6 separate regions of the Homo sapiens genome follow, and regions 1, 2, 3, 4 and 5 are each linked to region 6. Evidence: read pairs that join two places in POLR2A ChIA-PET (ENCODE). Cell type or tissue: OCI-LY7. All regions are shown on one strand. Links, peaks and the distances in the headings refer to the core of each region. The heading gives the core; the rest is flanking DNA. Region 1 overlaps PTPRC (protein tyrosine phosphatase receptor type C). Region 2 has its middle 64 kb from the start of LINC01222. Region 3 overlaps LINC01222 (long intergenic non-protein coding RNA 1222). Region 4 overlaps LOC107985243 (a long non-coding RNA gene). Region 5 overlaps LINC01221 (long intergenic non-protein coding RNA 1221). Region 6 holds the start of MIR181A1HG (MIR181A1 host gene).

The links. Peaks named below come from ENCODE experiments on the same cell type or tissue, not always from the same donor. Only the 100,000 strongest peaks of a DNase experiment are listed, where the experiment ranks them.
Region 1: POLR2A ChIA-PET joins it to region 6 with 19 read pairs; 3 of 35 experiments call an interaction of 5 or more read pairs at or near these places.
Region 2: POLR2A ChIA-PET joins it to region 6 with 18 read pairs; 4 of 35 experiments call an interaction of 5 or more read pairs at or near these places.
Region 3: POLR2A ChIA-PET joins it to region 6 with 19 read pairs; 5 of 35 experiments call an interaction of 5 or more read pairs at or near these places.
Region 4: POLR2A ChIA-PET joins it to region 6 with 15 read pairs; 8 of 35 experiments call an interaction of 5 or more read pairs at or near these places.
Region 5: POLR2A ChIA-PET joins it to region 6 with 13 read pairs; 6 of 35 experiments call an interaction of 5 or more read pairs at or near these places.

The regions. Positions count from the first base shown.
Region 1 is chr1:198,679,915-198,684,839 of GRCh38, forward strand. All of the region lies in intron 2 of PTPRC (protein tyrosine phosphatase receptor type C), which reads left to right. It also overlaps the pseudogene PEBP1P3. Among named protein-coding and RNA genes, the nearest start is that of PTPRC-AS1, 15 kb to the left of the region's middle. RefSeq lists an enhancer at 1,756-2,326. In OCI-LY7, for the core only: no CTCF peak of the experiment used is centred there; DNase peaks (open chromatin) are centred at 1,524 and 2,077; H3K4me3 peaks cover 3,642 bases; H3K27ac peaks cover 4,000 bases.
Region 2 is chr1:199,080,210-199,085,665 of GRCh38, forward strand. No RefSeq gene overlaps it. Among named protein-coding and RNA genes, the nearest start is that of LINC01222, 64 kb to the left of the region's middle. In OCI-LY7, for the core only: no CTCF peak of the experiment used is centred there; no DNase peak of the experiment used is centred there.
Region 3 is chr1:199,007,336-199,012,791 of GRCh38, forward strand. LINC01222 (long intergenic non-protein coding RNA 1222) reads right to left here. Exons shown (of 3, transcript NR_110525.1): 2 at 1,059-1,233. Among named protein-coding and RNA genes, the nearest start is that of LINC01221, 6.1 kb to the right of the region's middle. In OCI-LY7, for the core only: no CTCF peak of the experiment used is centred there; DNase peaks (open chromatin) are centred at 2,336 and 3,356; H3K4me3 peaks cover 504 bases; H3K27ac peaks cover 700 bases.
Region 4 is chr1:199,110,965-199,116,420 of GRCh38, forward strand. The region is part of intron 2 of LOC107985243 (a long non-coding RNA gene); the gene reads right to left. Among named protein-coding and RNA genes, the nearest start is that of LINC02789, 35 kb to the right of the region's middle. In OCI-LY7, for the core only: a CTCF peak has its summit at 2,490 (motif pointing left); a DNase peak (open chromatin) is centred at 2,497.
Region 5 is chr1:199,038,655-199,044,110 of GRCh38, forward strand. It overlaps LINC01221 (long intergenic non-protein coding RNA 1221), which reads left to right. Exons shown (of 3, transcript NR_126351.1): 2 at 2,902-3,018. Among named protein-coding and RNA genes, the nearest start is that of LINC01222, 22 kb to the left of the region's middle. In OCI-LY7, for the core only: no CTCF peak of the experiment used is centred there; a DNase peak (open chromatin) is centred at 3,087; H3K4me3 peaks cover 1,108 bases; H3K27ac peaks cover 2,951 bases.
Region 6 is chr1:198,934,799-198,940,254 of GRCh38, forward strand. MIR181A1HG (MIR181A1 host gene) reads right to left here and starts at 2,631. Exons shown (of 3, transcript NR_040073.1): 1 at 2,428-2,631. RefSeq lists enhancers at 2,422-2,481, 2,882-2,931. In OCI-LY7, for the core only: no CTCF peak of the experiment used is centred there; DNase peaks (open chromatin) are centred at 973, 1,993, 2,703 and 4,593; H3K4me3 peaks cover 3,461 bases; H3K27ac peaks cover 2,379 bases.

The DNA of each region.
Region 1 (4,925 bases), core at 170-4,169, 260 kb before region 6:
GGCGTCAGCACTTTGCCCAGCTCGTCCACCGTCGCCCTGGCGTAGGCGACATGCAGCGAGTGCTGCGGCTGCCCGTCCACTTCCTGCAGGCTCAAGGGCCTGGACCGCTTGCTGAGGTCCCTGGCATGGCTGTGCAAGAACGCAGCGCGCAGCTGGGAGTGCCACTAGGCAAGGCGCAGGCGCAGCGGCGACTCGGCAGCCTCTGAAAACTAGCCAGGGAAGCCGGGGCTCATTTATAGGATTTTAAAAATATTATTAAAGGCTTCACAAACTGTCTTGTTTAATAGCCACAACATTGGGAGGCCGAGGCAGGCGGATTACCTAAGGACGGAGTTCGAGACCAGCCTGGACAACATGGTGAAGCCCCGTCTCTACTGAAAATACAAATATTAGCCGGGTGTAGTGGCGCATGTTTGTAATCCCATATACTCAGGAGGCTGAGGCAGGAGAACCGCGTGAACCCGGCAGGCGGAGGTTGCAGTGAGCTGAGATAGTGCCACGGCACTCCAGCCTGGGCCACAGAGCAAAACTCTCTCAGAAAAAAAAAAAAAAATAGATACAACAATCTCCTTTTAACTGAAGAGGAATGATGTAAAGTTATATAAAGTTCAGAGGAATTGATGTAAAGTGAATCGTAAAGACTTTGGAATCTCCTACTAAAATATTTTAACAGGAAAGAGACACATCAGTGCATTTTACAAGCAGATCAATGTGGCGGTATCTAGCATGCATGGGGAAGGGATGGAGGAAGTTGTCAGTTTAGAAACTGAGTATAAACATTATTGAAATAGGACATGATAAGTACCTGGACCAGGGTAAAGGCAATGGAAAGGAAAAGGAAGCCACAGACCACAGATAGGAGGAATTCAAGGACTGTGTACCGAAATTCAGGAGAATGATGTGAAATAGATGCTCTGAATCCTCTATTCCCAGGAGGCAGCATTATGGAGTTAGGAGAAAATGCAGGAGCTTTGGATTCTAGTAGACCTGGGATTGAGTTTTTACACTGTTACTCTATATTCGAAGCAATATATTTAAACCAGCTGTGTCTTCCTTTTGTCCTTTATAAAACAAGAATAATAATGCTTATCACATAGAGATATTATGAGGATTGTATAAGACAATGTATCAAATAGTAGGTATTCGGTAAATGTTCCTTCTTTACTAAAGATAGAGAAACCATTTTCTGATGTACAAAGGGATGAAGAGCTGGCCCAATATGAATTTTCCCAAAGAAGTTAAATGAAAAGGATCTCATGATCCTTTTCAGGATTTATTATTTACGAATGTTAATATATTATTTTAATATTTTCTATCTTATGAAATAATTATTTGGTCAAAACATAAGACAATTGATAGGAATATACAGCATGGAAAATGGTTACCAACTAGAGCTGCAGGGTATCAGGGAATGTGACAAGGCAGCAAAATGTTTCTACACATGTCTGTTTTTTCAGGCATTATCTTTCTTGAGACTATCAAGTGTGTATTTAAGGAGCCATTCAACTTACTTCAGTGCATTTGCTTGCAAAGGGTGCAATGTGATGTTTCCTACTGGTAGGGTCGTATTTCATATGTGGTGATAGTGTTGCTGAACAAATAGGAAATATCCTTGCCTAGACTATATTTTATCATTTCATTATCTAGTGGTAAAGGAATGTGAGTTCTATTTACAAATAAACATTTTGTCTTACTTTTTTCTTTGTGATCTATTTTCTCCAAGTTGCATAATGTAATGAATTAATAAAGCTTAGTTGCTGGCCAAATCAATGGTGACTTTTTATGTTTTTAAATATAATATTAGGTTTAACTTATTTTTGTCATTAAAATATCATTTGTGAGTGCTTTTCAAAATGAAGTGCTTCTGAAATAAATCACATAATAAAACTAACCTTACTTTTGAAATACATTTTTATTGAAGCAAACACAAATCAATCTGAAATTCAGCATTTTGTAGCAGTTAAATGTATAGTCAGGCAGCTTCAACGTCAACTAGAGAAGTTGTGGTTTTAACCCCGAGATAGGGCTGATTATGCTGGTGCTATGGCAACCTATTGCACCATTTGGTAGCGCCTGTGTGCTTAACCGCATGAGCTGCGCCTCTTCCTTTCCTATAAAGACTCAGAATAAGAAAAACAGAAGTACACCGAAGAGAAGAAACCACAAGAGCAGTAAAGACACTGCTGTTAGCTTTTAGCTGTGCAAACAGCAGTCTTATGAGAACAACACATTGAAAACCTCTTCTATTTGAAAGTGTAGCTTTTCCCATTATGCCTGGGTTCCTTTAATGATTTTGAAAGTAAGCCAAGTGTTTCTGTTCAGAGTTTTCATTAAAGGGAAATAAGAAGAAATAAGCAGTGCATTTATCAGCCTTTGCTTTTATTGTCCTCAGCTTTAGGAGTGGGAGGCTTTTGTGCAGCCTCAGCAGACATTTTATTCTGTTTGTGAGATGGGAGATTAGTTTCTATTAGGTGGACTCCCTATAATCTAGCATTTATTTTCTGCTTTTTTTTATTATATTGTAGTTAGTTCACAAAAAAAAGTACAATTTTAATTCATCTCCTGGCTCATTTAGAAAGGGTTGTGGTTGGTGCTGTAAACACGTTTCTACATAACTAGATTAAATTCACAGACACTCACTGTCCTAGCACTGTTTATTTTCTATGGGGAGCTTCATTTACCTATTCTTTCCCTCACCCCACTTCTTTTACAAGGTATAGGTTGATCAGCAAAGGCTTTTGTATGTTTTCCTTTGTTTCAAAGTACAGACATAATATAATCATAACTTTTTTTTGCATGTTCTACTATTTTTCCTTCCTTAAAGATTTGGGTAAAAATACTGAAGGACAGACAAGTTCATGCTACCATTTTTGTTAGGCATAGGCCTGTTCACTTTTCTTCCCATTTTTCTGAAAAATAAGAATCTACCCCTTTTGTAGTCATTGTCCAGCAATTTACACTTTTTAACAATAAGTTTTAATGTGTGGTACTCTGAATCCCATTTTGATGGTTATACATAATATTTACTCATTTTTGAGTCCCTAATAGCTCTTTAGCACAAATACTGGATTTAGCATTAAATATTTTTTCCTTACAGTGCAATGCAGTTGAACAAGCATGGGGGTTTTTACAGTCAGACAGATCTGCATTTAAATCTAGACTCATTTTGCTACAAGTTCTTTATTTAGCCTTGCATACACGTTTTTATGATTTTGAGCTTTCATCTGTGAAAAGAAGAGAATACCATCTACTTTGTAGGATTTCTATAATGATTAGATAAAATAATATGTAACAGTATTTAGGACAGTGCCATTCACATAGTACCCGCTTATTAAATAGTAAACACTGTTGATAGCACCAAATACACTAATAAAAGATTTCACCACTTATGCAAACATCTTTTGATGATTCTTTGTTCTTTAATGATGATCGTAACCTATCCTAGAGGAAGCAAAGAGCTACAAAAACATACACTTACTAAGGGATTAATATAATTAAATGGTTTTTGCTATCTGAAGTATATTGCATAAATCAGGTATATATCCCTGGATTTAGGTAAATGAAAACAGACATTTTCATAAGAAGCAAAAAGATAATTAATATGGGAACAAACCTATTCTGGAAAATGTTTAAAAAGAGAATATGGGTAAGGAAGCATCTTTCTCAGTTGTTCTTAACCCTTGTTTCCATCATAATCACCATCAGAGCTTTAAGAAAATACCAGTGCACAGATCACGTTACCCCACAAACCTACTAAATCAGATTTTCCAGCGCTGGAGCCCAGAAATAGTCACCTTTAATCTAATTCCCAGTCAGGATTAATACAAATAAAGGATTGATATTTTTTCTTCCTCAGGATAATAATACTGGTTACACACACATAAATATACATAACTGATAACAAGCCAGAATTTTGTAAACTATGTTCTCAGAAACATTGCAGTTACATTGTACAAATGTCCTATAGTATGTCCATGGGAAAAAAATGGGTTTGTGGCAAATACTTTTAGGAGATCTTGAGCTAAACGAAGTGACATAAGTTTCTATGCTTTTAATATATTAACACACTTTATAAATATCTCAAAAGGGCATGTAGCATGAATTACTTCTGAAACAAATTTGACTATGGGACATTTAAAGGCACACAAATCTAAATCAAAGACTTCAATTTGACCATCATTGCACAGGAAGCGATAAAATTTTCCCCCTGACTTGTAGATAAATAGTTTAAGACAGAAAAAAAGCAGTGTAACTGATTGTTCTTAAATGGTTATCTAGTAGCCTTTATTAATTTTTTTGTCATTAATTGTTTCGTTAATCAACATGCCTGAAATATATAACATGATGTTTTAAACCAAATATAAAATACCTACAAATGCATTCCTAGTTTTGAGGTGTGTGTTTGCAAAGTCATATGTATTCACAAGCAAAAAACATTATTGTAAATATTGGACACCATAAGTCATTGGGAGACAGCTAGATATGGTTGCTATCTTTAAAATTTTTTAATTATTTGATTTTATTCCTCTCATGGCCACAAAAATTTGCCTTCTTTATCCTCAATACTGCTTTACATACTGATATTTTTCTTTATTATTTGCATTATTATTTAAAAGTGTGTATATAATTTGAAAGTTTAAATAGTACCATAAGGCCTAGAGTAAGTAAGAACAGTCTTTTGCTCCCACGACTCTCCCCTCCCTTGATATTTTGTGATTTTTAAATGTTATCTTTTATTGTAGTGCTGTTTCTTTAAAACAAAAAAAAAGATTTTTGCCAGTATCTATTGACTTCTTCTCTTGATCTTGAGATGTTGCTTTTTATAACCTCTTGCTCTTTGTTCATGGGTGCAATGTTTTCTCATTTCTGAAAATATGAATTGTAGTTGGTTATCCTCTCTTTTGCTCCTTGCATTGCCTCATTCT
Region 2 (5,456 bases), core at 501-4,500, 150 kb after region 6:
ACATTGTCTTCATATAAACCAGATTTTCATTAGTGTTTACCTGTCAAATTTCCATCTATTTTTTGATACAAGACTCTTGCTCATTTCAATTATTTGTATGCTCAGAGGCCTCATCATTCTGTCTTTAACACCAGTCACACATTTTCCCTATTACATTGTAGAAATCTGAAAATAACCAACGCATGTTGCTGAGTTCTCAGATCAATTGCCTCCTTGTTTTGAATATTCAGTTTATGGTTAAACTGCTGCATTTCAATATCACATGCAAATAACCATTTTATCAACATTTAAAAATCCTCAGTGATTGACTCACGTCTCTTTTCATCACTTTACTGCAAGAAAGGAGTTGAGCATAAGTAACCTTCTTGCATTAACCTCAGTCACTATATCATGAAGACTTAAACAGAACTGAAATCTGCAATACAGGAAATAGATGATTAATTAAAGATAATTTCTGTCATTAATTAAGCCATTCTTTACATAGTGGCAGAAAACATGGTATTTTCCTGCCTCTTCATAACATTCATTATTTTCTGTTCTCTAGAATTTTTAGCTTTGAACTCTTCTTGTGCAAGTACAGGTGTGTGGATGATAAATGTAGAGTGATTCTGAACTTACCAATACAACTAGTCTAGGCGTCATCTTACTCCTCAGGATTAGAACTACTTGAAATCTGAGAAACACGTACAGCCTCCGTGGCTGGTTCATTTTGATTGCAGCCGAATTTTTCCCTCCTGCCCCTTCATCATTCTCACTCTAAGTGTGTGGTAGTCTCTGATGTCACTGAGATTTTGTCTTCTGAACACCAAATCAAGCCTTTGCACACTTTTCCATACTCTCAGATTGATTTTAAAACAAATATATGAAAAGGAAGTGAACCCAAGGCATCCAAAGTATTGGTGGTTTTCATTTCTTCCAACTACTATATTGTATTTCTTTTCCTTTTTTTTTTCACATAGTTACTTTGAGCTTGTACTTAGTGGACATTTTTCTAGACATCTCCTGGAAAAAGTTATTTGTTCATTATTTTAACATGTATAGATTCTCAATTCATTGCACTTTTCAAAATGAAGCTATACATTTGCTGTGAATTTTAAAACTTGTATGCATTTGACATTTCTTCCACAGTCTTTAAATTTTATAATCCGATTTTGAAACAAGCTCCAATTTTTGTTTATTATTTTGTGCATTGAAATAGATCATAACATTCCCTTTTAAATAGATTCAGAGAATAAGCCATTGCCACTCTATTGTTAATCTCCAGAATTCTTCTTCTCATATTTGATGACATACTTATGTAGAAAGCATGATGCAGCCCACAAAACATTTTAAATGGTTTCAGACTAGTGAGAAAATAAGATAATGGACAAATAAAAATAAAGAACCAGGAAGTAAGGGAGAATTTGTTAGTAGTAGTAAAATGAGTATTCAGACCAGAGAAAGAGTTTAGCTACCAAATTCTTATCCCTCTTGTCATTTTACCAACCTTTCTGAAACCCTTGAAAATGACTTTGTTTCAGGATTTTAGTTTATTCTTTAAAAAAGTCTATCCACATGTGTATGCAAGTCATGAGAAACAGCTTCACTATGACAGCCACCAGATGACTAAAACTACCCTTTATAATCTACTGAGATTCACTGTCTACAATCTCAAAGGCAAAATGTGGACATAACTCATAACCCTTTTCACTAACCACATTTTAATAATAGAAGCCTACAGCAATTAGTGGCACCAAATTAGTAGGAGGAATAACCAGAAAACAGTCAGCAAAGCATACCTAACAATTTCAAACCCACTCCCAAGCTATTTTTAAAATGTTTACAAGTAATAAGACTCCCAGTTTCACCACACTTGACAAAACTCAAGACTAAATGTTTCAATTTCCATTTACAAATAAGTATTAAGAGATAATAATATAGCAATGTTGTTAAATGGGTAAGATTTCAGGTAGATCTTCAATAAAAGCACTGGAGAATTTAACTAGGAGATAACTACCACTTTTAGGATTCTTTCATTTTAAGGGATACCATATGTAGCATCTATGTCTTGGGCCTGAGGACTGGTGCTTTTCTGAGGATGACACCAATAGTTAAGTTTTCTGAAAAGTCCTTGTTTATGTGTTCTAGAAAGTCATACCTTGAATTTTCATGTTTTTCCCTCAACATTCTGCCAACTATTTTCCAATTTCAAATTCAATCTCTCTTTGTAAATTTACATAGTCACTCTTTCCTTACCCTATGTCTTGGGAGTATCTTTGATTCATAATAATTCTAGTATCTCTTTTTTTTTGACATTTGAAGTCAACTTTCCTCTTTCATTTCTGATACTCATAGCTTTTGTTTTATGTTTCTTATATGATATTTATCTATCTGTCTATTACTTTGGGCAATTTGTTTAACCTTTCTGAGTTTTTTATTTGCTGAAAATCAGCTTAGTAATTAGATTAAAGGTATGACAACAATTAAGAGGCTAAATGACATAATGTACTGAAAAGCACCAAGCAGAAACTTGGATATGTATATTGCAAGCCAATCTATAGTTTCTGAGTTTCTTCTTTTCTCATTTTCTTTTATTTTTTCTTAATTAGAATATTCTCTTTTGCTACGCATAATTTAAATTTATTTTTTTACTTATACAAAACAGAATCATATCATTCCTGTTTTATATTTATCATATTTCTTTATATGTCTATGACATCATTGTTTTACCTCCAACAACCAGGAATTCCAAGACACTAGCGTATTTAAAACAGGCTTGATCATCATAGCCAGGGCTGGTCAGTGGCCACAGCCTCAGCTCCAACTGCTTCAAAAGGACTTTGTTAGAGCTGAGTGTGGCTGACCTCCCCTCTTCCCAGGGGAAAGGAGAATGTAAGGAGGTCTTCAATGTATACGTGGCATCATGGTCAAAGGCATTTTCAGTTTCCACTGTTCATACCTGGCCTCGAGTCCTACAGAATTCTGATCATTGCCAACTCAGTCCCTCAAGATTATCTCCTCCTGTCTTAGCAAATAGAGTCCCAGCTTCACTGACTGTAGCTGCTTGAGGAGAAAACAAGACCACGTCTTAGTTCCATAATAGATTAAAGGTTTTCATGAGCCATGCTGTGGCTGTGCAGTTCCCCTGGCTTTTTCTTTCACAAGAAACAAATCAATGTACTGTCTTCATTTGTTTAGTCCCAGAGTTTCCAAAGCTCTCTCTCAGGTAAGAAGAAGAGCTCAAGTGTTTTGTTTTTTTTTTTTTTTTTCCTCTCTAAGAAGACATCATCTTATCCCATTAGTTAAAGAATATTTGGTTTCATAGATTGAATCTAAAAATATGGATACTTACAAATATGAAACCTATTTATCCTGGTCAAATGATGGGATGCCATTGAAATTGAAGTGGTATTGTGTAAAGTTTGTGCTGGATAGTTGTTTTATTTATTTTATTTTGCATGCAGCTTCTGAGAAGTTTGAACAGTAGCAGTTTGTGATGTGGCAGTCACTCTTTCCAACAATACTAAGAATTAGTCTTTGTCCACACACACCAACTGCAATGCAGTCTCTGTTCTAGCACACACTGATGCTGTTGCCTATTTTCAGCTGGGTTGATGACTACATTCCAGACTCATGAAAACTAAGCACTGCTGTTATGGTACAAACCCTGGGTTTTCCTCTTGGCTGACACTAAAAATAACCCACCAAATTTGTAATTTTCAAGATAATTTTGGCTTTGGCTTTGTAAATGATGACATACATCTGGATTATGTCCTCTAACCTTGACATTGTTTCAAGTGTTATCTCTGAACACATCAGCTCTTAGTTTGTATTAAACAAATCCATATTAAATTATTTTAGTTTTGTATCTATGTGAAAAAATACAAGTGCAAATGTTTTGAAGATGATTCAGCATATATTTTCCCTAGTAATCATTTCATTTTTAAAATGTCCATATAAGTAGAATATATTAATTTACTAAGGTATAAAAAAATTTTAATGCAGTATTTTACTTCCAGCTACTTTTCTTCCACTTCAGACATAGAAAAAGAAAATATAGTTGAAAAGCAACTTATGACATTTTTCAAAGCTGCCAAGTTGTCGAACTTTGATTCTTGTGAGGTGCTAAGAATAAGCACAAGAGGGTGAAAAGTCTACCTATATCACTCTTGGGGCTCTGTGACAACTAGGAAAAGTGATTTCCACTCATTCCTCAGTCCCTGCCCCAGCAGGATGAAAGCATGTTGTTTTACAAGAAACATGCGCCTTTTCTTGAGTAGTAGGGAGACAGCTGATGCAATTGGAAGCTTTGCCATCTGTCCCTGTGACCACAGACTTTACACAGAAATGCTCCTACCAGGTCATGTATTTAGATTCTGTGGTCATGTATTTATACTATGTAATTAAAACTGCTGGGGAGAGAAAGGGTAGGCCAGACTGTGATGGTCTCTCCTTCAAGCCCTTACATAAAGTCTATTCCTGTTCTTGTTTGCCTGATGTTGATCCAGAACTTTTCAAGCTATCAATTTAGTGTAATAGATGCCTGTCATGACATTCACAAGGAAGGTCAAGCTACACACAAAATGATTTTCAAATTTTAACTTGGTAAGAATTTTTCATGAAGGATAGAATGCTGTATTCTGACTTAAGAAAAGATTTATTATTTACAGAGTGATCTTTAGCAAGACTTGGAATTTCCTCCTTCAGTGACTTTTGTCTCTCAGTCAGCTAGTGAAAGCACACAAAATGATCTTTCAACATTTTATCCAACGTTTAAATATTTTTATGGTGAGTATTTTGTAAAGGAATATAATGCTGTGAGTACATTTATCAGTGGTGTTTTTTTTCAAGTCTTATGGTGATAAACAAATCTGGGATGGGGATCATGACCCTCTGTTAGCAATGAACCTCATCACTAAGTCAGAGAGAGATTAGCTAGAAAACCTTAATGCTAAGATGAAGGGGAGAAGTGGGAACAAGAAAGAATGACAAAGAAGACAATAAAACAATATGTGCAATATGGGGGGATCTTCCTGGGGACATTTCACTGCATAGATTTACTTACCTCAACTAATAGAACAAGTTTTCCTGGTATTGGCTCCCTAAAGAACAGTACAGCTAGTAAGGATTTGCTGCTTTTATAACTTGACAAAAGAGAAAGTTTTATTCTCCCCTTAAACGTGATACATGTTTCTCAGACTAATTAGCAATATAAATTCGTGGTAGAATAAGAGTATCACTGAAACTCCTGAAAATCAGTCAAGCCACTCAGGAGCTATCGAGCAAGCATCTCTGCAGTGGGAATAGGCACATCAACCCTACTAACTGCACAGAGAAGAGCAAATGGATGGGAATGAACTGTGCCTCCCTTTGCATATTAGCTTATAAATAAAAGGCTGTCTACTGTTTATTATAAAAGTAATGGAAAAATTAGAAGACTTAGGGCATACTCAGGCCTTTCTGACAAGCTCGAGTAT
Region 3 (5,456 bases), core at 700-4,699, 72 kb after region 6:
AATTTCATTCAATTATTTCTTGTATTACTTTTAAGATTCAATGGCTGTGGGATGTAAAGAGATCCCCAGAGAGAGTACAGAGTAGGAAGAAGACCTTGAAGACAACAATAAGAGGAAAGGAAAATCATCAATTAGAGGTTGATAGAAAATATCAGGTAAGTAAAATGAGACTCATTCATTTACTCAGACACTCATCCAACCTCACTCTTGGGAGCCTGTGGTTTCTGTTGCACATGGCTCCTGCAGTTCATAGAAGCGAGCCACTTCCCTGTTGCTCTCTCCCTTGGGCAATAGCAGAGTGCCTGTGGTCATGGTGTGCTCACTTGGCCCCTTGGCCCATCTCTAGCTCAACCCTAGGGATAGTGGCTAGTCCATATATCTGTATTCCCGTGTTTCTTAACATTATTTTACTGCTGCTTGCAAATCCCTCATTACTTCAAACCTCTGTTACAGTTAAAAAAAATTCTCATAAACTTCTTTGTTCAAATTACCATGTGTTTTTACTCTCTTGATGGGATCCTAACTGATTCACTGGATAAATATAAATCAAATTATAAACATGTATAAAATTATTATACCCCCCAGATTATATTAATGTTAGTTATCTTTGGATATATTGTCATTATATTGCTTATCTGCATATTCTAAGTCCTTACAATAAAAATATATTTTGTGATAAGAAAACCATCAACATACTTTTCTTAATCCCCAAATAAATTGTTTTTTATCCACCTGTAGACAGTAAAGAATGACCTGCAATTACCTGCAATTACTCAGTATGATTTAATTTGGCTCTTTGTGCCTTGTTCAAATACTGTGTAATGAACTTAGAGATAAATAACCAACAGAAAACTCAGAGTTTTGGTACCGTTTCCAGTACAAATTCATGATCCAAAGTAATTTACTGATGCATTAATGTTCATGGAACATTGCAAGAAATTATTTTCAGAAGTAAGGCAGGTAGACAATAGAAGTGTTAAGGTTTCAGCTTTCCCATTACATGAAATAATCTTCCTTGTCTAAAACTTTATTGGTTCCCACATCTAATGTATACTTACAGAGATCGGAGGGAGGGTTATTTAAACCTTTTTGACATCCGAATTTGAATTTTAGTTGTCATCTTATAAAAATCAGACATTGTATTGATCAGAAGTAATCTAATTGGAAAAGGTCCATCATTTTAAAATTTAACTTCTCTTGATATTTTTCTGTATGTACCGGATCACAGGAATTCTGAAATGAAAATGCTCTTACTTCAATAGAGAACCTTAGGTAAGCTAGGTAGTTACACTAAAGGCCAGTAGAAGGGCTAGGGAACGCACAGTGAAACTGGAGTAGTTCTCTTAAAGTTTGATTTAGACTGTAAAGTGGTTTCTAAAAATTGCAATTTTCTTTTTCTCAGAAAATACATAATTTTCACCTTTAACTTGACTCAAAGTTAACTTGCAGTTATAGCTTTGACATTAGTAAAATCCTGCACTACTATTATTTTAAAGCACTATTGCAAAAACTTAATAAATACCATATTCTATATTTTATTTTGCAATAAAATAGAAAATTTCATCATATGCATTTAATTGTTTCACTATTTCTTAAAATAATAGTTTCACATAATGTTAAAGTATAACTGTAGTATGTTAGCAGTTAATCTTGCCTTTCCTGGTTCAACCTAAAATTTCTGCCCTGGAAAAACAATTTAGCAGGTTTTTATCAGTGTACTAGATGGTTGGCTCAGAATGAAGCAAATGTGTGTACTAGGAATAAAACACAAATTAGAAATGTTACACACAATTAAAATTATAAGACACAGAAAAAGGACTAAATCAACTTTGTTTAACATATCATTGTGTAATATTATGTATGAAATATATAGGCTTGGTATGGAAAATCAGGTAGACAACTCAGGTTTATTTTATGAAGTATTGTCAAACATGAGCTGCTCTTGAGAATATTGAAACTCAGATTGGAAGCATTGCCAGAGAGACCACATACTTGATAGGAACAGTTTTCTTTTCTTCTTTTAAATTTGATTAGTAATTTTGATATTTTCAACTTCATAACATCGGAAACATCATTCAAAATATTCATGAAGATATTAGAATTCCTTCTTCTGGAATAGGAACACATTTATTTTCAGCCTTAAGTAGCTCATTTTTAGTTATTGGTCTGATTTTCCTAAATTTAGCATAATAATATCTTGTCCAATCCGTTGTCATAATAGAAAAGATCATTTTATGTGCGATTTTGGTTAGCTTCTGGTTTGCTTTGTCAAATTTAGAACCACTTGAACATCGTGGTTTCTAAATTTAGTCAAACCCTTTGAGCTTTAAGTTCCGTTTGGCGCTGGCTGAACATGAACTGCTGCTTTGAAAAAAAAATTCTCTTGGCACTATCAGAATCTAGATGTGTGCACTGCACAGACCTCCTCTTATTTAAAAGAAATACATTCACTTTTATTTGAAAGTTGAGAGCTCCAAGAGGATAAATAATAAAATGAGAAACTTGAAAGAAATAGGTCATATTTTAAAAGAGCTCTCAAGCAGAATTAGGCCTTTGGGTTTAGGGCCTAAACCCAAATATTATTTAAAAGAGAGAGAGAGTCCATTTCAGTTATTTTAAAATGTAGTGATTTAATTTATCTCAGGAAGTTAAAGCAAACTCTGTCCATTATGTTGCCATTAGTTTGGTGTTACTAAGAAGGAACTTGTTGAAGTATTTTATTTTTCATTAAAGACAACTTATTTCCACACTGTAAGGGATAATCAGAATATACATCCCTCAAAGTCAGTGGGTTAATTTTATTTTTCACACTTGTACAACAAATTTAACATAGAATGATAATTAAAATTAACATTTATGGCTGGGCACGGTGGCTCACGCCTGTAATCCCAGCAGTTTGGGAGGCCAAGGTGGGTGGATCACCTGAGGTCAGGAGTCTAAGACCAGCCTGGTCAACATGGTAAAACCCCATCTCTACTAAAAATACAAAAATTAGCTGGGTATGATGGCACCCTCCTGTAGTCCCAGCTACTCAAGAGGGTGAGACAGGAGAATCACTTGAACCCAGGAGGCAGATGTTGCAGTGAGCCAAGATTGCCTCATTGCACTCCAGCCTGGGCGACAGAGTGAGAAAAAAAAAAAGAAAAGAAAAGATAAAGAAAGAAAAAGAACATTTACAAGGAGACACGTCAGGCAATGTCTTAAGTTTTTTACATGTATTAATTCATTGACTACAACCACCCTTTAAGATAGGTACTACTATTATTCCCAACTTACAGATGACGAGGCTGAGGCTCCAATGGTGAACTAACTTTCTAAGTGTCACACAGATAATAACACAGGAAGTTGCACAGCAAAAGCCAGGGTCAGAACCAGAGCCATCTGTTAACTCCTACTATGCAGTAACTCAGTAGCCTGGATGAAATCTAAAGGCAACGATGTTCAGGGATCCAAGTTTCCCCACATTCTGTCCACATCAAGCAAGTTAGCCTGTGTTTACGTAGCAAAGATTTTTTTTTCTCAACTTGTGCACTCACTCTTTAGACACATGTACAGAGAGCTTATGTAAAACCTGCCACACATAGTGTTCAAATTGTGACATAACACAAGGTTGTAAGCTCCTAGACGTTTTCTAAAGGAATCTCACTTGTCTCTTAAACTGAACATTCTGTCAACTTGCTTGAAACTTTCTGGGAAAACACACACACACACACACACATACACACACACACACATACACACACACACACACACACACACTTCACATGATTCTTTGTACTTCCAGTCTCAGCATGCTTTTCCTTCCTTGGTGGCTCAAGTCTAGGCTGAGCATTCCTAGATTATGTGTTCATCCTCCTAATATTCTCTATACTATTTCCCTGTATACTTTGATGGCTTCTCCTGCAGGCCTCATGCACAGTTAGTAAGCGCTGGTTGTAACTAAATGAATAAATAAAGGAATTGCTGTAACATAGAGAGCTGCTGTTCCTGAGAGATGACACTTTAAACACAAATAGGAGAGAATATTTTGTAGACAGACTTCTGAAGGCGGATACATTTTTCCTTTTGTCTGAGAATAACCAAAAATCTGGTTAGAGAAAGGCCGAGAGAAGTAATCTTTTCTCTATGCTTACTGCCCCCTTGTAAGATAAATTCAGAGTGGTCCCCTAAAGAATTGGGAGGATTAAACTGAAATGCCACCGAGATCCTATCTGAAAACACTTTAGGATAACATCTCCAACTCTAATGAGCCTCTTTACTGGCAGCAAACAAAACCAAACATTTAGATATATTTACTGTTTTACAGCAGGTCGGACCTTATGGGTAAAATTTCCTAAATCATACTTTCCTTTGTTATTTTAGTTTTAGTTTATCACTCTTAGGTTTCCTTCCTAAGGATGCTAGAGAGCCAAGACACTTGTGAGCCCTATGGAAAGAAATTGTTCAATACCAACCAGCTCTTCCCCATAAAGAGGTAGTCATTTTCCTTTTTTTTTTTTTTTTGTATTTAAGACCTCGCTTATAGCATTTACTGTACCTTCTTATAGTGCAGCCATAATATTGGGTATTCAATAAATGTTTTATTGAATTGGATTGAATATTTTAGCTCTTACCTTAAAACATCTTTCTTACAGTAACAAACTGAGTGAAAAGTGCACAAATGGTCTCCATTTTATGTTGGATTATACATGACATTTCTAGGAAGTGAAAAATGTAGGGAATTGCAGGGGCAATAATTTGTTGAGTGTTGGAGATAGAAATATCAACAAAATGATATACTCCAAGCTCATCAACTATTTAATGGTGCGTAGTTGGGTTCTATTCTGTGTCCTTAAGTTATTGTCACTGCCCTGTCATAAATTATAGTGACATACACTGTAGCTATTTCTTACATTCTTCTGCAGCAGAGTAAGCAGAATTACCAATTTCACATTTTCTGTGCAGTTCCCTGTAGATGGGATGTTTTTTAAAAAGTGGGAGTTTGAATGAGAATAAAGGGTAGAAGGGCTATAACAACCCAAAATAAATAAATTTGTAAAATTCTATCATCATGCATGCATTTTCCCATGTGCTCTGGTGTGTAAATTCTTTTATCCCTAAATAGATAGCTGACAGAGAATATAAATGCTTATGTATCTTTAAAACAGCCACTATTCCAATACAAGAGAAGAATAAAACTAAAATGTTGGTATATGACTGCAGCCAGAAAAATCAAGAAATCTGCCTCTCCGCACTCCAGATTAGCTTGAAATTTTCTGTCTTCCTTTTCCCTTTTTGAATTCTAATTTTCTTTTTTTAAACTGGAGCATACGAATTTTGCAAAAGTACTTATTATTAGCTCTTCTCCACAGGTTTTGTTTGTTTCCAAAAAATTAGGTTTTCTTGGAAATTTGCTTTAGTGAGTAAACCATATTTAGAATATTATCTTGCTCAAACTAGACACTCAAAATGTATTA
Region 4 (5,456 bases), core at 691-4,690, 180 kb after region 6:
AGAAAAAATACAAAAGCTGTTTTGAAAGAATTAGTAAATTTCGACAGCAAGCATATTAATGTTGTAAGATTTGGCATATCTTGGGATTCTGAGATAATTACTAGTGAAAGAAATGAATAGAAAACTTAATATTTTTAGTTTCACTTCTCTGTTGAATGGATAATATTTTTATTGTATTTTTTAAAAATCGGTGATATTTCTGAAAAATGAGCAATATATGAAATGATAAATTTATTTAAAAACTCATATAGCTAAATCTAATCAGCTTATGCAATTTTTCTAGTAAAATGATAATTACATATATACAGTTATGTGATTATTCATTCTCCAAATCTATATTTTGTGCATGTATTGTTAATGCTCCACTATTTTAATATGCAAAATGCCATAAAATAGCACTGGTGGGGACCTTAGATAGCATGTCTCATAGTCTCAATTTGTAGAAAAGAAAACTGGGAAATAAACTCGCTGAGACCTACAAAGATCAGACTGGAAATTAGAAGCAAATCTGGGGCTATAATCTTTTCTAATTTATGCTATCTTCATTTTTCACATGATTTATTCACAGCCACAGTCTAAAAGATAAATGTCGGCATTCAATTAAACTAGTACTTTTGACCTCCCAATTTGTCTATCAGTCTTGCATAATGAAAAAGAAGATTGGTAAAAAGTTATCGATTGTCACTTGGGTCTATTTGTTGGCAAGTAAGGAGTCATCAAATACTCCTTATCAAAAAAACACCTGCCTACATTTTATATTTTCTGAAATTTCACTAATTAAATAATTATTTATTTGATTTACATGCGTAAATGCTTCAAAGATCTATTCAGATGCAAGAACTAATGAAAGTAGAGGAGAAAAAGCCATAAATTCAGGGGTTGACTCATTTACATTGAAAGGCAAAAGAGAAAAAATTAGATCTATCAACTGTATGGTCACTCCTGGTGTGCTTGTCTATCTCTCCTATTGGATGAAATACATTTTTAGGACAATGATCAAACTTTATTCATCACTATACCATTCACACCTTCTAGTGACTGGCACTAAGTAAGAGATTAATTGTTACATAAATTTTAAAATTTTTATTTATTAGGCACCTATTATGTGTAATTCACAGTGCTGTGCTGTGTATTTTTCAGTATGCTATCTTTTCCAAATTTAACAATACTTTTGAGGTAGCTATTATTTTCTCCCATTTTACAGAAAAGAAACCTGAGGTAGAGAGATGATAGACAACTTGCCTAAGGTCACACACTTAACAAATGTAGTGCTGGAACTTTAACTCTGGTCCTTGTTTCAAGAGGCACTTCTTTTCCTACACCAAAAAAGCCACAGAGCCCACAGAATTATGGATTATCAGGACTTGAAGATGTCTTTAAACTTATCTAGATACTCAAAACTGGTTATATTAGGGATTAAAATCACTTTTCTATGCTTCATGGCTTCTTGTTTATTCCCAACAGTAGTGTAAATAAGCTGGTCACATTGATTCCTTTCTCACTATTTATTGAAAGCATGGATAATGAATTAAGAATAACTTTGTGGAAGAGAAGAATATTAATAATATTTTATAATATGTTAATAATAAATAATAATGAATTAATAATTAATGAAATAATAACCAGGCCTCCATCCTGGTTTGCAGATGTCTGTCTTCTCATTGTACTTTACATGGCAGAGAGGAAGGAACTTCTCAAGTCTCTTTTTATATGGCACTAATTGCATTCAAGAGGGATCCACCCTCATGACCTAATTACTTCACCATTTATTGCATAATTACTATGTGTGAGAAATATGAATTAATTTATTCTTTACCATTGCAAACCTATGAGATAGAAATCATTATTCTAATTTTTACACACAAGGAACTCAAGCTTAAAGACATTACAGGACTTTTCTAAACTCCCACGTGTATAGTACAGAAACACAGTGGGCCTCTTGGGCTGCATCTAATAAATTATGCTAATAATGTTACTCATAGTGAGGGAGGAACTGGAGATTGGGTTCAACCATATGGGCAATTAATCCTTCAGTTATGCCTACCTAATGAAGCCCCAGTAAAAACTCTGAACATGGGAGTTCAAGTGAGCTCCTGGGATGGCAATACTCTGTAGATAGTGTCGTACATCAATACCAGGAGGTATTCTTTGTCATTAGGACAATAAGAGCTTCACATTTGGAATCCTCTTGGATTCTACCCTACATGTCTCTTTCGTTAGCTGATTCTATCCTTTCCCTGTAGCAAATATTGTGAGTGCAATAGCTTTCAATAAGTCCTGTGAGTCTTTTGAGTGAATTAGCAAACCTGAGGGTGATTTTAGGAAACCTTGAACTTACCTCTTGAAGACCCCAGCCACCTCCTAATACCATCACATTGGGGGTTAGGATTTCAACCTATTAAACTGGGAAGTAGGGCATAAACTTCAAGTCCATAACAGCTTGCTAAGTAGTTCTACCAGATGTCAGTGGCAGCCTGGAAAGGTATCGCCACCTACTGGCATGCACTTGCACTGTGGCTGCAAATGCTGTTTGTTGGATTTGGCAGGCATTACTATAAATCCCCACCCTAGATTCAGAACTTGAAAGCTGAGTTTTCCTGCAGTCCCAGTGTAAGCTGAGTCAATTGCCTAGATTCTGAACAATGTTCCCAGGAGTATCCATCTATATTGACCAGCTAAGGCTTGCAATGTCTCCTCCAAAAGGAATGTGGTAAGACTTCCCTCCAAGTGATATGAAATGGGCTTTATCAATCAGCAAGGCATTACTGACAAGTGGCGGGGTAACTAAGTTATTATTTTCCTTGTACATTTCAGTCTGCTCCATTGAGTAGAGGGAGGATGCTGTTTAGAGATTCTCATATGTTGTGAGGCACACATGGAGCCAATGTAAACTCTTGTGTTGTTGCTTGCCTTGCTGCTGTCACAATTTGTCTCCTGATAAAGCAGGATGTAAGGGGTCACACCCATGTAAATCAGTGGCACGATGCTTATAGAAAAAGAAATGAAGAAAGGAACACTTTATCCCTGGCCCACCTAATACCCTTGAGAAGGTCATGCAATTGATTCAATAATGTAAAACACTCAGATTGTGCACACATGTCTTATTGGGAACTGCTGCTTACCAGCATGCCAAGGGCCTTATGTTCAAAATCCAGAGCCTCAAAAATACTTATAAGGCATTACTACTCTCTTGGAAGTAAATCCAAATCCTTCAGAGGTCAGTTGGTACACTCTAGAGAAGGAAGCAACCATGTATGAACATGGTCATCCAGGACCACCAGGAGTTTATCAGGTAAACAACCAAAGGGTAAAAGCAGTCAGGAACAGACAGAAAACTTAAAAAAAAAAAAAACCCAAATCCCAAAACACCTGTCAAATGCAGCTGTACACTATCCTGTTGACTGTTGGTCTCATCAGTATTATTCTGATTTCACTGGTCTGCAATCTACAAGCTCAAAGCATCTAAGTAAGCCATTATTTCAACTAAACATGGACAATGGTGAAGCCCACATGCCATTGAATTTGGCTAATACAAGCCCTATAACCCAAAGTCTCTACCAGCTTTCCCATCACCAACCAAACCAACAACTGAAGCAAAGGGCCTACAACAAATGGCTAAAAATACAAGTCACAGCACTTTGGGAGTCTGCGTTGTGCAGATCATCTGAGGTCAGAAGTTCAAGACCAGCCTGGCTAACATGGTGAAACCCCATATCTTCTAAAAAAAAAAAAATACAAAATTAGCTGGGTGTGGTGGTGCATGCCTATAATCCCAGCTACTTGAGTGACTGAGGCAGGAGAATTGCTTGAATCCTGGAGGCAGAGGTTACAGTGAACTGAGATTGTGCCATTGCACTCCAGCCTGGGTGACAAGAATGAAACTCAGTCTCAAAAAAAAAAAAAGAAGGCCAGGCATGGTGGCTCATGCCTGTAATCTCAACACTTTGGGAGGCCGAAGCGTGTGTATCACCTGAGGTCAGGAGTTCGAGACCAACCTGGCCAACATGATGAAACGCCGTCTGTACTAAAAAATACAAAAATTAGCTAGGCGTGGTGGCAGGCACCTGTAATCCCAGCTACTCAGGAGGCTGAAGCAGGAGAATCACTTGAACCCGGGAGGTGGAGGTTGCAGTGAGCTGAGATTGCGCCACTGCACTCCAGCCTAGGAGACAGAGCAAGACTCCATCTCAAAATAAATAAATAAATAAATGAAATAAAAAGAAAACAAAAAAATACAAGACATGCCTACAGGCTAATGCTGGCACTCCAAACTCAGGCACAGATATTTTATTTGACATATAACCTGGCATCATATTAATAACAACCAAATTAGGAAATCTGAATCAAAACCAAATTCCAACAAAACTCCTCTCATTACCCATCTAATAGAAACCTTGGACTAATTAGAAAGTTTTAGACATGGCCATCCTTAATGGGGGCTTAAGTGGTGTCAGTTGGGTCTGGCATATTTGTCCATTACAACAGCATCATGATGCCAATATCACCTTTGCTAGCTGTGAACCCAAAATCCCTTTGACTTGAAAGATATTTGCAAGCCAGGCTCCCAGGCCTAACATTGCCTCCAAATGACACAAATGGCTCCGTGTCACTATAATACCATACAGCCACAAAAGTAAGACCCACATTAATGTGAGTGGACATAAACTTGAAAACAATCCTCAGTCCCACATCCTGGATGACATTGCCCCAACCCAAGATTTCATCAATGGAAACGAATTCTTCCCCAGCACCAGAGATGACTTTACCCATGAAGTCAAAGCCTCCATCCCAGTGACACACATGGACTTCTCCTAAGGCCCTGACAAAGTGGACATGAGACATTTATTGCTTTTCTTCCTCTGACATTGAGGATTCTGTTGCTTAGTCTCATTGTCTGCTTAGCCCATGATCCTGGTATACCCCTTGCTTTATGACAAAATACGCACACTCCTCTCTAAAGGAAAATCTGATAGAGGTTACTACTATCTATGACATTCCAAAAATGAATGGAAATTATTACTTTCCCCCAGAGGCAACTGCACATTTCAATCAACCCTAGGCCCCTTGAGGAGAGAACTACCCACTCCAGGACTTTCTTCTATTACCCACCTCCAGTTTTCCACAACAACCTCCTGCCCTGTGTCTTGAATCATGATCATAGTAATCAACCATTTTCATTGGTGATACACAAATATCACTAATCTTTATGTATAATTTACTAAACAATCAACCACATACTCTCCAACAACATAACTGCCAGAACACTTTGCCACTTGACACTTTGCAACTCTACCAAGATATTATTAGAGATCCTGGAAATTTCAGATCTATTTTCTTGACTAATGCCATATAAATGGGAAACTTGGTTATATGCTGGTCTATAAGAAATGCTTATACTTCTACTCATGGTCTTCTTTTCTACTCTCATAATAAAATATTTTCTATACTGTTTAAGG
Region 5 (5,456 bases), core at 642-4,641, 100 kb after region 6:
AACTCACCTTTACTTTTATCAAAATTGCTTTGAATTAAGGATGGGAGAAGAACCTTGGATACGGACACATTAGTTACATTAAAATCAAGTCTGTTGTGAACCTAAGGTAAAAGCTGAGAGGAAGGTTTAAAAGCAGGTATTTTCTTTCCATTATGCATTCCAAGAAAGGATTCTAGTTGTTGGGAATCTATCGTAATGCTCTTGCTGAAGGTTCCTCAAGTATAACTCGGGGTCTATGTCCCTACTGCTCTTTGGAAGAGAACAGAATTCTTTTAAAGATGTGGTCTACAGCATAAAGTATTATGTATTAGAAATATTGATTCATGTTTGTGAGTTCCCCTCCACAACTCTAATGAACAGATTATCCTAGATGTAAGATGATCTTTCAGTCCTGGTAGGGCTCTACAGTTGCCCTGAAATTACAGCTGTCTTAGGGAGAAATTTTCTTAATTGCTTTAATGTAAAATTATTTATATGTATTTATTTATTTTCTACTTAGAATATTTTAGTTTATTTTTTGCCTTAGGGAAATTTTAAAATCACAATAATGTCTAATGTTCATAAATAGAGATTTTTAGATGTGATGCACTCAAGAATTTCCTAGGCGCTGTCTTTAAGGTTAACATACCTATCTGGGGCTAGCATGGTTTAGGGTCTTGAAGGACTGCAATAGCACTAGTAAAAGGAGGAAAAGAAGATGTACTCTTTTGGACAGAGGAATTTTTTTTCTATCTTCTGTTCAAAGAATAAAAGCAAATATGAAGGCATATAAAATATTTGGAAAACACACTCTAAATTTGGTGTATTCAATAAAGTATAAAAAGGATAAAATAATAAAAGCTGTTTTGCCGAAGGTAATATGAGTATCTTGTAGCTCTTCTCTTAAAGAAGTGATTCTGAAATGTTTTAGCATTTACTTTATCAGAATAATAAACTCATCAGATGAATGCCCCTGCACCCACTTCATATATAACTGACCACTGCCTAAAGCCATGGACTTCCTAGCAGAAATCTCTCCCTGATGTTCTATCTCCTATCCCAAACCATTTCACAGTTTAGACAGGCAACTGAGGCAACTACACACAGATGTGATATATACCTCAAAAGTTTTGTAAGAAACTTTTATGGAGTTTCAGATGAGGGGAAGGCTTTGTCCTGTTGGAAGAATCTGAGAGTTCCATGCTGGAAATTTCATTTCAATTTGAACCAAGGAATGGACTACACTGGATCTCAATAGGAACAAGCTGGTTGAGCATATTCCAGACAAAGGACTAATGTGATCAAAAGATCAGAGAAAATAAATCTCTGACATGACTGGTGACCAGGTCAATTCATCAAACAGGTGGGTCAAGAAATAATGCCATTTGAAAAAAAAAAAACGTTAGAAAGTTGGTTGGGATTGCATTATAGATACCCCTGCATATCAGATTACATTTTGAAAGATTTTTGCTCTTCATAAAGGAAACTGTGGCAAATATTCAAAGAAATTTGTGATCTTATTAGAGCTGCATTAAGAAGATTAATATGATTAAATTCATAGGATGGAACAAGAAGAGAAACTAGAGGTGGGCAGAGAGAGGCAAAAGCCCAAACTAGGGTGGGGACATTGAGAATGGAAAGGAAGTGACATATTGTGAAAGAAAAAACACAATTTGTGGTTACTTAAATGTACAGAAAAACAGCATAAGCAGATTCTTAATCAACAATTTGCCAATATTTGTTTTACATATTAATAGAGCCGAAGGGTGTTTTCATAGTTTTAGGAGGTGCTTCAAGAGATCTGTGCCATATCCTTCTCTGGAATGTTCACAGTGTTAACACATCAAAGTCTATGAGAACACCTGTGTAAAGATACCAACTTAACTTTATTTCAGCAAGAAATTATCCAATTTATTCCAGTAGATATTGGCATGTCTGTAGTTGTATGTGGAACACCTATTCACAGTCTAAAAACCTAGTATTCTTTAGTACACACTTTCTGGTGCTTAGAGCAATAACAAACATTAGCTGTCAGTTCTGCCTTTTGTTGAGACAGAGCCATACTTTCTTGTCATTTTTATTCCACACATGTCATTGCTTATCAGTGTGTGCTTATTGAGGGGAGGGGTAATTTTGAGCCATAACATAATTTATGTTATTGAATCATCAAATATTTTGAACTAGAAAATGTTCTAATCTAGCATCACTCAGTTAAAACTCTATTTGAAAATATCTTGGAAACATATAACAGAATGAAAACCATAAGAACAAAGACCATAAATCCAGAAAATAAAAATGAATGAAAAGATCAAGATATAATATACAAATGACAGTTAAACTTTTATAATTCCTTAATTTATGAAAAATAATTCAAATACATTTAGTATTTTACAAATGAGCAGGTAAAATAATTATGATTTTTAAAGGCTATATTAAGATATTATTTCTTTATAAGAAATGTAGACATAATACTTATAATTTGTTTCTGCAGTTAATAATTAACATGGGTCTTTTTTTAGATGAAAAATCTTGAACATGTAAAGAAAAGTCTTGACATTATTTATTGTATTAGAATAAAGTACTAGAATTCTCTCATTCCTTATTAAAAAATTAAGCCTATGTTACCATGTTTGTCAATCTCATTTGATTTTCTATTCTTAGGTCTAAAGTTTCTAATAACAATTTAATGCATTTATCAGTAAAACACATGCTTAGAATCCAAATGTATTAAAATTTTTGCTAAAGTAAGCAAAATAGACAAATAATGAAATGTTTTTACTTTGATTTTTAGAAAAAAGGTAAAGAATTTTATTCTCTAAGAGAGCAAAACAAATTATCTTATGGTGACACTAAGACAGAAAAGAGTTTGTTTTCATTTCTGGTATTCTTTGCCAATGTTTGACAGTTGAATTTTTTTTCCAGATGAGAATTGTGCATCAATGTTCAAGTCCCAAGAGACGTTATCAGTCTGAACAGCCCAGTGAACAAGTATTTGTGACTCTCCTTCCAAATGAAATGTTCTACAGAAAGGTGGAAGTGGTAAGAAACCGTTGAAACAGTGGTTAAGAAGGTAGGTCTTTGTGGTACTGATGGGAAATAGTCGTTAGGGGAAAGCTGCTTCACCACACAGGAAACAGAAAAACTCTTGAATGCATCTTGTCCAGCTGTGGCAGAAGAATTTACATAGATAACATTTTAAAACCAGAGAGTTTGTACTCAACTGGTGACCAAGAAACGGAGAGATGAAGGGCTGCAGGCAGAGAGTAGAAGGGAAATATTTTAAAGTTACAAGACTTACAAGCTGTGCATTTTGCAAATCACATAGCTACTTATCTTCTCAGAAAAGATGTTTAAAATAGAGACCTACACTTTATCATATTGAAAACCAAGCAATCTCAATGAAGGTTTTTAAAAAAATGTTTACCAAACCAAAAGAAACTCAAGGAAGCATTTTATAAGCTAACAGAGCTATTATTGAATGCCTTAAAATGGAAATATTTTTATTGTCTAATTATAGATATTGAAAAAGGTAGTAAGTATAAATATTCATAATAAATATTAAAATAGTAACAACAAAGTTTGCCACTTTTTCTCACTTAAGAGGAACTGATTTGGTTTTGTGATTTCACTTAATTATAATGAAAATTCTATAAGCTCAGAACTGCCATCCACATATTATAGATGAGCAAACAGACTCACAAAGATTGAGGCTTTTGACCAAGCTCCTAGGGCTTAGGCTTTGAACTCAGATGTGATGGAGTCTGAAGCTTGTGCTTGTTAAACATTATTGTGCAACTCCCATCATAATAATTTGAACAGTAACAAAAATAAGTACATTCTGTGTTTGGTTCGTTCTCTCTTTTTTTAAGTTATTTTATTCTTCTTCCAGCATGTCATATATATTATTCTCCATATAAGGAAATATAAGAATATATTCATCCTTATATAAAATGTTGGAAATGCTCTCTTGGAAAGGTTTCTTTGTGGCTTCTGGTTTTGTTCATTACTTTGCTTTTAATGATCATTATTATTATTCTTTCACAATATTGTAACATACTACCAGAGTCATTTTATTGTAAACACTTTGAAAAACATACTTCAACAATAATATTGTGGCTATAACTCAAATTCTCACCCACACGGAAAAATTGTGTGTTTTTGCTATAAAATATACGTGGTAAAAAGAAGTGTGAAGTAGAAAATGACAACAAAGTTGCAATAAATTCATTAAAAGCATAATTCATTGGTCTTTCATTCTATTCTATTCATCTAGTGAATTTATCAGATTTTAAGTGGTTTCTTAAAGCACTTAAAGTAATTTCTTCAAGCAATCTAGATACTATTACTGGGGAAAAACATCTCAAAGGCAAACACTCTTAGTATATCAATCGCTAACTTGAGACCATGTCACATAAAATAGTTGATGTGCATATTCTTTACTTCTTTTTGCCTATTTCATGGGATCGCGTTTGCTAGGTACCCAGTCTAGCAAGAAAGCCCAGTTGACATTTCACCTTCTAATCAATATCTAAGCAAACATTTTGAACACTATCTTCTTTCTTCTCCTTCTTTCCCCGGTCTAAGTACTTCAGGCAGGTGCTATCTGATTTGTACGTGTTTTAGCCATCATTATACCTTTCATTTACATGAAGCCTAGTTCATTTCACATCTGAGGCCTCTTCCAGTTCACATAACTCTCCCAATTACTTCTTGAAAATATGAAGAGTCAATCTCTCTTTCCTTTTTTAAAGTACTTAGAAAACTTCTTCATTTCCTAAATGTTTGGGTGTCATGTTCTAATTGAATTTTCATCAGGCTACAAGATAATTTAAAATGCTACTTTACTGATTTTCTATTTAGGTTAAATACTACTTTCTAATAACATATTTCTGTGTGCTTTACAAGCATGCACAATTCATGCATGATGCTTGTTTAGTCTCTCCCAGAGCTAAGGCAGGCCAAAGAATGATTTAGATATATCCTCTGGGAGACAAACTTTTATGTAGCAGGATGGCTATATTGTAAACATTTAAGACTTGTCTGAAACTCTCTACAACGTCCATATTCACATTGTCACACTGTCCTTTAATACAGCTCTTTTGGATTTTTAAATATAGTAGATTCCTAGGATTAAAGCAATTAAAATGGGAGCAACCACTTGTAGGAATCTAGTCCAATCCTCTTATTTTATAGCTAAGGAAAGTAAGACTCAGCACCATAAACGTATTGAAGATTGGCTCAAGGATCAGGTTGTTTTCTGATTTCCAATATTGTGTACTTATTCTAGTATAATTACTAGCAATTGATTTTTACTCAGTAAGACATTAGGCCCAGGGTCCCAGACCAGATAAAAAAAATAAATGATCAAAATAGCTTGAACCATTTTGGCCTAAATATTTCTGGTTTAGAGAAAAATATGGTATCAATGGATTTTATGAGGCCTGAGATGCAATATTTGAATGTCCTCATGATCACTG
Region 6 (5,456 bases), core at 893-4,892:
ACTTGATTTCAAAATGCTCACCATTTCTACATCCTATTTATATCATTGAAATTCAGCCACCTTTCAAATGTTCAAACAGCATATTAATAAGGCTTCCTAGAACCAGGAAACTCTGACTACATCTATCTTGATAAACATACCCATCCTGCCCCATAAACACATCTTCAAAAGAAAGATAGCTGCGAATAAAATAGTCCTTTCCTGTGGGTGTCGGTTAACCCCACGAGCACGTGAACTTCCTATGGGCACACACCCAACATACATTAGCGATTAGGTGATTGAAAATGTTGCCCACAAAGGCAAAATTTTATATATGATGACATCACCAGCTAACCTGGATTTCTCTGTGATATAATGATATAATTTCCTGGTTGAGTGTGTGCATCTTGAGATAGAGAAAGAGAAAAGAGAGCGAGTATGTGTGTATGTATGTGTGTGTGTGAGGAGAGAGAGAGAGAAAGATGCTTAAAGAACAGCATCATCAGAAATGGTATATAACCTTCTGCAAGGTTTGCAAGAATCTTTCGACAGACCTTTGACTTGTTCCAGATTTCATGCAGCATAAGTTCATTCAAACATGCATTCCCCACACAAACAAATTACATTATGTTTAGTTAGCACACTATTAGTTCCTAAAATATTCTGATAAGATCTGTTGAGATGAGATTTCTACACCAAATGAGGCATGTGCATCTGTATGATGTGGTGCGGGAGTTGCAAAGTCCCTTGAGACCTGCCTTTGAATGGGTAAGACGTCTTGGTTTCAAAGGTAATGAAAGGGTTAAAAATTGAGGCTGTCTAGGGTAAGAGAAAGGGGATATTGTTGTCTTTAATCTTTCCGCAGTATGTGTAAGACTTCCATCCCGGATCTGCACATAGCAGTGGAATAGGCTCGGCATGCATTGCGTGCAAGCTCCTTGATTGTAGAAGGGGAAAAAAATCTGGCTGGAGTCCAGACAGGCTGGAGCTCTGTTGATCATTATGTCTAGCCTTCAGGTGTCTCAGCACACAGTGGGCGGCGGTGGGGGAGGTGTAGATAACATGAGAGCAGACAAAGAAAAAAAATGGTGTATTTTTATAAGATTATGTGAAAATTTGTATTTATTTTCAAGCCCTCCTTAAGAAAATGAATCCTAACGTCTTGGACTTTTATAATTAGAACACAGGCTCTGCTCTGGCAGCTCTCTTTAAGCCATAATTAGTTATGTCTGGAGCCTTTGAATAATTCCTTTCAATAATTGATGGAGTTAATATTCTCTTTTAAAAATGAGGAGGACAATGTTTTTCACAAACTCTTTTTGTTGGAGGCTTTGTCATTCAAAATCTTCATCAGTCATAATCACACTGGTGTGATTTGCCTTTTAATTTCTTATAAGACTTAGCTTATAACTTTTTAAGGATGTGGATAATTCTAAAAGTAAAGGCATAATGTATTGCTAGATTACTGTAGCTGAATATAAAAAGAAAGCAGTAATGCAGGAACATTCTATCCATTTGTTTCCAATTATTTTATAAATTTAAAAACTGCATTGTATGTTGCTTCTGTTTGAACTCCATCAAAAAACCTCACTATGAATGTAAGGAACTTAGATGCTAATCATATCTTTTGCTTGCTAGAAAGAAGAAATGCCAAATTATTTTATTCTTCAAGCATTCTTCTATAAAGAAGCTTCCGCATGCTTCCTCCCCACCCCCACATCCTCACTCCACCCTATTAGGAATTTCAAAAAAAAAAAAAATCTTTATACATGGAAGGCTAGATCCTAAGACAGAAAGCTGTCTTTTCCTTCTGTCTTTACACTGGCCACTTTCAGTCGCCTTCACTTCTGCTGGGACTTTATTTCACATTGTGTGGACTACAACACCGAAACCAGTTCAGTCTCTATCCTTATTATAAAATTAAAAGTGGTGGTTAAAAAAACATATAAAGCCCTGGCTTGAAGCCATTGTTCAGAATTTAAGAGCTATTTGCCCCCAAGTGTCTTTGCAGTCTTTCATAGCTAATTATAATAACTGTCAGATGTCTGGAAAGTCTATGGTGCCCTTGTCAGTGGAGTCAGCAAAGTTTGTCTTTTATTTTTCTTGGGGACAGAGCAAATCTGATTAGACATAAAGAGCAAAAAGAAGTGAACTAAGTACATATGCGTGTGCCTTCATTTTTTCTTATGAACAAAGCAGCACACTAGAGCGATGTTCCAGCGCACAGCCTCCTACAGCTACTCTTTGGAATGCCTGACTTTTATTTTTAATTCTTTATCCTCAACAGAATAAAGTATGCAACAATTGTCCCTGGAATATTTTCCTGCCAGCTGAATAACCTTCAATATACACATGAAAGAGTACCCTTAAGAAATCTTCAAATATTGGATGTTTATGACATAAAACTATTTTAATCAGTACACTTGACGGAAAGAAAGGTATACTTACAATTTCAAAACGGTTATTTGCTCTAGTTTCTTGTCCCCGGAGGCAGAGCAGAGGCTTTTGCCAGACTGTCCATGATGCAGGTGCAGAATCCCTGTTTTCATGCCGGAGAGGAAGGTAGAAAGTGCTTCATAAAGTCACTCGGAACTCAGCCACTTGTGCTCAGACATCCCTTGCTCCTGTGGAAGCTGTACTATCTGCAGTTCTGAATTGAACTAAATTACAGCCCATGTGAAAGACAGGGGCAGTGAGTCATGTGAGAGATACAGAGCTATCCTATTGGCCACAAAGACATAGCTTAGGCATTCTGCCTTTTCCACCATTGGTGAATAGTTAAAACTGAAAGCATCTAGATCCTCCTCTTGAGCTTATTTGTCCTCTATGTGTGGAAGAATGACTGTAGGATTTTACAGTGACAGAATTAGTTAAGAAAGGGACTGAAGTCATCCTTCACAGAGACTGGTGGGAGGTGATTGGAAGCTCAGCTTTTTTAAGATTTCTTTTTTCTTTTTATCCCCCTGCCCTGCAGTTTTGTCTATAATTTGCCTGTTTGCCTGTCAGAAAAAATGTTTTTTGTATTTTTTTCTCCCTTCAGTTAACCTTGGAAGTGACAGAAAGTAAATTATCATCATATTCCTTTGCAGAACTGTCATGTTTTGAAGCACAAAATCAATTATTTTCAATGACGCATTTTCAAATTTTATTTTTACATTTACAGAGACTTTATTGTAGTTCTAAACTAATAAACTAAATTGTCCATTAGTGACACCAACAACAGAATTAACTTTTGAGTAATTATTACATTTTGGAGAAAGGAGGGCTAGAAATAACTCTGGGAAATAATAAAAGGCAACAATATCAAAACAAATCAAATAAGGGGCTTTAACTAAGAAGGGATAAAGAAGAAATATATTTCTCCATCAAAGTCACTCTTTAATTTACCACTTTATGTAAGGCAGAATGTCCAGAAACTGCCAGTCAGAAGGTATTTTTAGTTTTGCTAGGATTCTTTAATTCACCCAATTCCTTAAAAATACTTAAATGTGTTTGTAAAGATTTAGAGGCTGTAAACTACCTTAGAAGTCATCAAGTCTCACATTCCCTATGTTAAAGGTGAGGAATGTAGCCTCTGACAGTAGTGACTCTCTTCATAACACTGATCCACCGTGTTATGCAAAATAAATGAAGGAAACATTGAAATAAATACTAGTTTGCTCTGTCTTACGTACCTACTAAGAGCCAGTTACCTTCTCATTTAATTCAATAATTGTACAACCCATAGAATAAGTTTGACTACTTTCATTTCTCCTCGGCAAAAACAGACTCAAATGTTTTACTACCATGGTAGTGCCTGGATTTGAACCCAAGTGGCTGATTCCATACCTACTTTTTCCAACTAGGTATGTGTCCTTCCAAATAATGATGGTTGTCACTTATAGGTTCCTTCCTACTGTATGGCAAGTAATGTGCAAAACCCTTTAGAGCCCCTCATTCAGTTCTCACAACTGTTAATGAGTCAATTATTCTATTTTGCTGATTTCATTGATGAGGAAATGAGGTGTATACTACTCAGTATTATGTAGATGGTAGCTGGTAGCATGTGATTCAAATCAGCTCTGATCTGTTTTACACACTATATGGATTCTCATCACAGTGTTAAATAAGACTTGATTTTTCCATTTTTTTTTTCTTGTCTAATATATTAGAATATTTTGGCATAAATATGGAATATTAACTGTGGTCATGTCATTATCTGGGTCTGTTTGGTTCAGACCCAGATCATACCATTAAGTGATCCATAGGGGACTGGAAATAAGCATCAGAGGAGCAGTCATGGAACCATATTTATCTTGGGGCCCTACAAGCAGCCTCACACAGGGTCTTGCAATCATAGGAGCTTCCACATCAGTTGAAGGGGCACATGCTCTCAGAACATCAGCCTGGGTATTAATGAGTCCTACTGCTGGTTCAAAATCTGAAACCCACTGTTTAGCAGAATAAGTACCAGATCATTTCAAAAATAGTGTCAAAAATTCCATTTCAGCCAGATATCAAGAGCCACCAAGGAGTTTCCTGAATTGTAACCCTCCTGCAGCAGCTGTAATCATACAAATGGGAAATTTGCATTGGCTCCCGCAACCCTTGTGGGGTTTGTTTGTAGATGGGAGGTGATTACTGAAGTGCAACAGCATCTTCACCTGCACTTTCTAAAGCACACATTGCTGTTGCTCAGAGTATCATATAGGACAGGTTAGGCAGGTCCCAGATAGCATCGGAAGAGAGTTTTTAGTCCTCTTCTGTTTTGAATACTTTTGCTTCTTTCCATAAGTGCTGCTTACTTTCCTGGATCCACAATCCAATCACCTACCTCATGCTGTCCCGAACCCTTCCAGGTCAGCCCTCTCATATAGTGAGCATGTGATAACATTATGTTCTCCTTATCTTCATCAAATAAGCTTCTCTATTATATCACAAATATTTCAAAGACTGAGCTGTATCTTGTTACATTTTAATCCTGCATAATGCCCATCACAGTAGAGATGAGATAAATATTTGATTTTCTTTTTTTTGGCCTTCAGTGACCTATTCACTGGTACACAACAGATCAGAAATAAATCTGGTGAGGTAATGCGAACATATTTTTTAAAAACTTAGCACTTTAAAATATAGTCTAAAAAAGTGAATCAGACACTGGAGAACAAGTAGGAAAATTATTATGAGACCACAGAGTCTCCCTAATATTGGTCTAAATCAATCACATACAACACTTATACTAACTAAACTGATGGTCATGGTATTAGCACACACTTAACCTCAGTCCTCTCTGCTGTCATCTACCAACTTCTCCTTCATTCCTCTCATTTACTGTTTTGCGGATTTCCTTTTTGTCTAGTCCTGCTTTAGTTCGGTGTTCACAAGGGCAATCTATTCAACACTCTAATGTCTCAGTTCAGCAACTTCCTCAATTTTGATGAGGTTCACCGCCACTCCCCATGACAATCACCCCATGCTCATGTGTTAAAGCTTGGAAA